Regions from separate parts of the Homo sapiens genome. Here region 2 is linked to region 1. A link is an interaction called in ENCODE POLR2A ChIA-PET data of the cell type or tissue named here. Cell type or tissue: PC-9. All regions are shown on one strand.

Region 1 (2,500 bases):
GGGATTACAGGCATGAGCCACCGTGTCCAGCCTAAGCTTCGTATATTTGTAAATATATCCTTTCCTTTTGAAATTTTCTGTGAAATAATGCTTTTGGTTCCTTTAGCCCAGCCTTGACTACTAATTGGCAAGGATTCAAATGATCTCCCCAATTTTAAATATCCGTGTATTACGGAAATGTTATCAATTTTCTTCTCCTCCTACCAAGGATTAGTATGATAATGAATTGAGCTTCTTGTCAAGAAAAATGCTAAGTTCAAAGTATTATTTCTTTCACTTCTAATTACAAATAAGTTTTACCTTTTATTGTATTCCATTATACAATTTTACATAGTACCATTATTTTAAGCAATAATTAAGCAAATTGAACTACTGTTTTTGAGCTCTACTTTTCAGCATATAGATTTACCTAAAAAAGTACAAACCAAGCACAGTGGTGCAATTTTCCAGGCACTTTCAAGTTGCTTATTTACAAATATGTAAGCACCCTGTTGGAACACATGAAAATTTTGGTGTCGAGAAGAAACACTCCATGTATATCAAATCTTTAAATTTTAACATTTGCACAGCTCCAAATATTCCTGAGAAAGGTCAGTCTCATTGTCACGTACATCTGCATTTCCTCACACTTCAGCGTATCTTGGGGAACCATAACCTCGGTCACTTGATGTACCACTAATTGCACAAAATACATGTAATGTGTTGCTCATCCAGGGAGAATGCATTGTGTCTTCTTGTAATATCTAAAACAGAAGAAATCAGCATGATTATCATGAAGCAAAATAGCCACTGCCAAAAAAAGAATGTGTATATGAAATTGCAGGCATATTTCAATTTATCACTGACAGTTATTTAAAAAGACAGAAAGCAGAGAGAGCAAAGAATAACATTACCGACTTAAGTCTTCAAAGCTGTATTACAAAGGCAGCATATCAAAAAAGCAGAAAAGATCTAGTTACTCATTAAGAAAAACAAAGACTGTAAAATGCAAAATTCAATAAAAAGCGAGAGGTAACACAATCTTTAAAATATTTTTTAACAGATGGTCATAACAAGAGCTCTAAATGGTAGACTCTGACATGAGTTTATGAATGATCTAACACAGTGGTTCTCAGAATCATCTATGGGACTTTTGAAACATGCAGATACCTATGTTCCTTCCCTGGAGACTTGAAAATAATAGTAAATGAAGATAAAAGTCTTAAGTGCATATTTCTAAAGACACATTATAATTGTATAAGCTAATTGATACAGAAGATTTTTCTTGGAAAGGAAGAACTTCATAAATATAAAATTTAAAGATTGTATTCCAGTAAGTATATAAACATAGATATTCGTATTAGTTTAAATATTTTTTAAATGATCCATTTTGTGTAATCTAAAGAAAAAGCAACAGAAATCTTGTGCTTAAAGTAGATTGAGGTAAAAAACGCTATATACATTATATCCACTCTCTTTACCATAAAGTCCTAACTTAGGTCCCAAGCTTTCAATACTTGGTTCTCAAGTTAGTTGTGAAACTTCAGTATTAAGCCCACAGATTGATCTATAGTGGCAGTATTGAGACATATCATTTGTGTTGCTACAAATCATAAGGCTTAAATAAAATTTATAATAGAGAAATTTCCTCTTACAAAAATATTAACTCATGACACTAATCTGAAAGCATACTAGAATGTTAAGAGATGAATAACTGATTATCTATGCTGGTCAGATGTGACAGGCAAGGAGGGTACTTATTGCTAAGAAATTACAAAACATACCCAACAGATGCTACAATGACCACCCCCAACTCTATCTGAGAAATCTGTAATTTATAGCTTTATGATAATATAAATCCTTTTAAAAATCAAAAGCAGCCAGGCGTGGTGGCTCACGCCTGTAATCCCACCACTTTTGGAGGCCGAGGCGGGTGGATTACGAGGTCAGGAGATCGACACCATCCTGGCTAACATGGTGAAATCCCCATCTCTACTAAAAATACAAAAAAATTAGCCAGGCGTGGTGGCACGTGCCTGTAGTCCCAGCTACTTGGGAGGCTGAGGCAGGAGAAATCACTTGAATCCGGGAGGCGGAGGTTGCAGTGAGCTGACATTGTGCCACTGCACTCCAGCCTGGGCGACAGAGTGAGACTCCCTCTCAAAAAAAAAAAAAAAAAAGAAAAAAAAAAGAAAAAAAAGCTTGAAGAAGTTTTTGAAAGGACTATATACTTCGGTATTCTGTAACAGATTACACTGAAAGGGGACAAGGAATATCCAGTCATGTCTTTTTGTCAAGTAATCATTTATGGAGCTCAAGAGAATATTTCAAATTTCAGTACACATTAACACTTGTCTTACTTCTCAGTATTAATATATGCCTCAAAGTGTATGACTACAAGGTGGCTCTCTTTTATGTGAAACTCAATTCACTACAAAGTCAACATTTGCCAAAAGTAAGGCACACCCAAATATGTTTCATAATGACAGGATGGCTTGCATAAATATAAGCCAATAGAAAC
Region 2 (2,500 bases), 130 kb after region 1:
GAGAAAACAAAACATAAAAAACAAATTAATGAAAAAATCTTATGCATAATAAATGAATGCAATCCATTTGTTAGCTGTAAGAGATAGTCTGGTAGATTTGAGAATACAATTGGACTAAGATATCAAAAATAAAATATTTTCTCTTCCTTTTGTTCTAACACACATAGTGACCTTGACCTCCTAGCAATTATTTTAATATTGTATGTGCTTTCTTAGGTCAAATCCTCATTTGATTTGATGTTCTCCCACTGCAGAGGAGGAAAAATCCCTCCTGGAAGAGTTAAGGATTTAAGGACTTTTGGACTCTGGATATATAACAAATGGCTCTTTTTGTGCCAAAAAAATTTTAAAGGGCACTAGAAGTGAGTCATACATCAACCAGTTGAACTTGCAACCCCGATATCATATCAAGGCACTTCAGCGTTTAATTGCTGAGAATGGGGAGGAGAGAGCTAGAGGAATGTGACCAAATTGAGCCAAAAAGATGCATAAAGGTGGGTGTCCCAGGAGTTGGCCAAGAATCTGCAGCAATTTTTTAAAAAATGAAAAACCACCCTGAAGATTAAATTCCTCCATATATCATTATATCTCTTAGGAGAAATAGTTCTAAATACCAGGGGAAGGCTATGTCCAATATCACAGCTATCTAAACCCACATTAAATTCCTTCATTGATATGAAAAGAAGTTGAATAAAGCAGATGTCTCTAGCAGCTACTTGGGAAAGAGAGAATGTAAATGAATAGGGGTCTGTTAGGATTGTGGTTTCTGTCTAAAGGATCATGTATTCTCTATGACATCTTAAAACTTCTCTCTAATACTTTTCCAGGAATTGAAGAGTGGCAGCAAGGTACCTCCTCATTAACTAGAAACCACAAATTGACGAAATTAATCACTATGATAAGGCTTGTCCTGTTTTAACTTGAATACCAAGAACAAAGCAAATTACAAGTGCTAAATGTTCACTGCACCCAAACAACCAACAGAGCGTTGGTTTTTTGTTTTTTGGGGTTTTCTTTTTGAAAAAAAAAAGGGGATGAGGTCTCGCTTTGTGCTCAGGCTGGAGTGCAGTGGCACAATCATAGCTCACTGCAGCTTCAAACTCCTGGGCTCAAGCGATCCTCCTGACTCAGCCTCTTAAGTTGCTGGGATTACAGGCACATGCCACCACACCCAGTACAACAGAGCTTCTGCAAGAACTGCATGATGCATCCTCTTCAGTGAGAGGAAGTGCTTGGGCACAGAGCACTGTGACTCGTGGAGTGATGCACATTATTCGCAGCTTTCCTGTAGTCCAGGCTCCTCAGGGCAAGTTTCTCAGCCAACAATGAGGTTATACTCAGCAAGCACTTCTGGGAAAATATGCCCATTTCAGAAGGTGGTACAGATTATATCTTAACAACTGACCAGAGCAGGGGGAAAGCTATATATTGGGGAAAATATAAATTTTTATCCTATAAATATGTGGTCTTATAATCTTCCAATACGAAGAACTCAGCCTAGTTCCTCTACTAGCCCCTCTTTTCCCTACAGCCCATCGACTTGAATGCACTGCAAGTCATTGCAAGAACTGTCGACTTGAATGTTCTTGCAAAACTTGCTGGCAAGCTAGCTAGGAAGGTTAAACTGTCTACAGCAACCCATATACAAATTAGTTTGGCTATATTATTTAGATTGCATTAAAGGCCATGTGGTTGCTTTCTCAAAAGATCTTATAAAGTTGGAATCTTCTAATTCCCTTTTATCAACTGCACTTTGCTGAGTCTCTTCTAATACTCTTTCCTTCGTTTTATTTTTGCACTTTCTCTCACGATGTGATTCCTCCCTTCCTTGCTATTAGAGTCCTCCCTCCCTCCCTTTTTTTTTTTTTTTGAGACAGAGTGTCGCTCTGTCACCCAGGCTGGAGTGCAGTGGCACAATCTTGGCTCACTGCAACCTCCACCTCTTAAACTCAGGTGATCCTCCCACTTAAGCCTCCAGAGTAGCTGGGACTATAGGAGTGCACCACCACGCCTAGCTAACTACCTTTGTATTTTTTGTAGAGGCGAGGTTTCGTCATGTTGCTCAGGCTGGTCATGAACGCCTGGGCAGATTCCTTTATTTCTAACAGTCAAAATGTCCAGCAAAACAACTCAGACCTATTTCTAAGATCAGTTTAAAGTTGCGCATAATTTCAAACTTTCCAAAGAACTGACTGTAATTTTTTTTTTAAGAGATCGAGTATTGCTCTGTCAGTCAGACTGGAGTACAGTCATGCAATCACAGCTCACTGTAGCTTTGACCTCCCAGGCTCAAGCGATCCTCCCACCTCAGCTTCTCAAGTAGCTGCAAATACAGGCATGCGTCACCATGCCCAGCTAATTTTTTTATTTTTTGAAGAGACAGGGCTCGCTATGTTGCCCAGGCTAGTTTCGAACTCCCAAACTCAAGCCATCTTCCTGCCTTGGCCTCCCAAAGTGCTAAGATTACAGGCATGAGCCACTATGCCCAGCACATAATTTT

The links. Peaks named below come from ENCODE experiments on the same cell type or tissue, not always from the same donor. Only the 100,000 strongest peaks of a DNase experiment are listed, where the experiment ranks them.
Region 2: POLR2A ChIA-PET joins it to region 1 with 5 read pairs; 3 of 35 experiments call an interaction of 5 or more read pairs at or near these places.

The regions. Positions count from the first base shown.
Region 1 is chrX:118,683,931-118,686,430 of GRCh38, reverse strand. DOCK11 (dedicator of cytokinesis 11) reads right to left here. Exons shown (of 53, transcript NM_144658.4): 53 at 284-743. The coding sequence ends at 624. Among named protein-coding and RNA genes, the nearest start is that of IL13RA1, 42 kb to the left of the region's middle. In PC-9, no CTCF peak of the experiment used is centred here; no DNase peak of the experiment used is centred here.
Region 2 is chrX:118,551,408-118,553,907 of GRCh38, reverse strand. All of the region lies in intron 6 of DOCK11 (dedicator of cytokinesis 11), which reads right to left. Among named protein-coding and RNA genes, the nearest start is that of DOCK11, 57 kb to the right of the region's middle. In PC-9, no CTCF peak of the experiment used is centred here; a DNase peak (open chromatin) is centred at 1,207.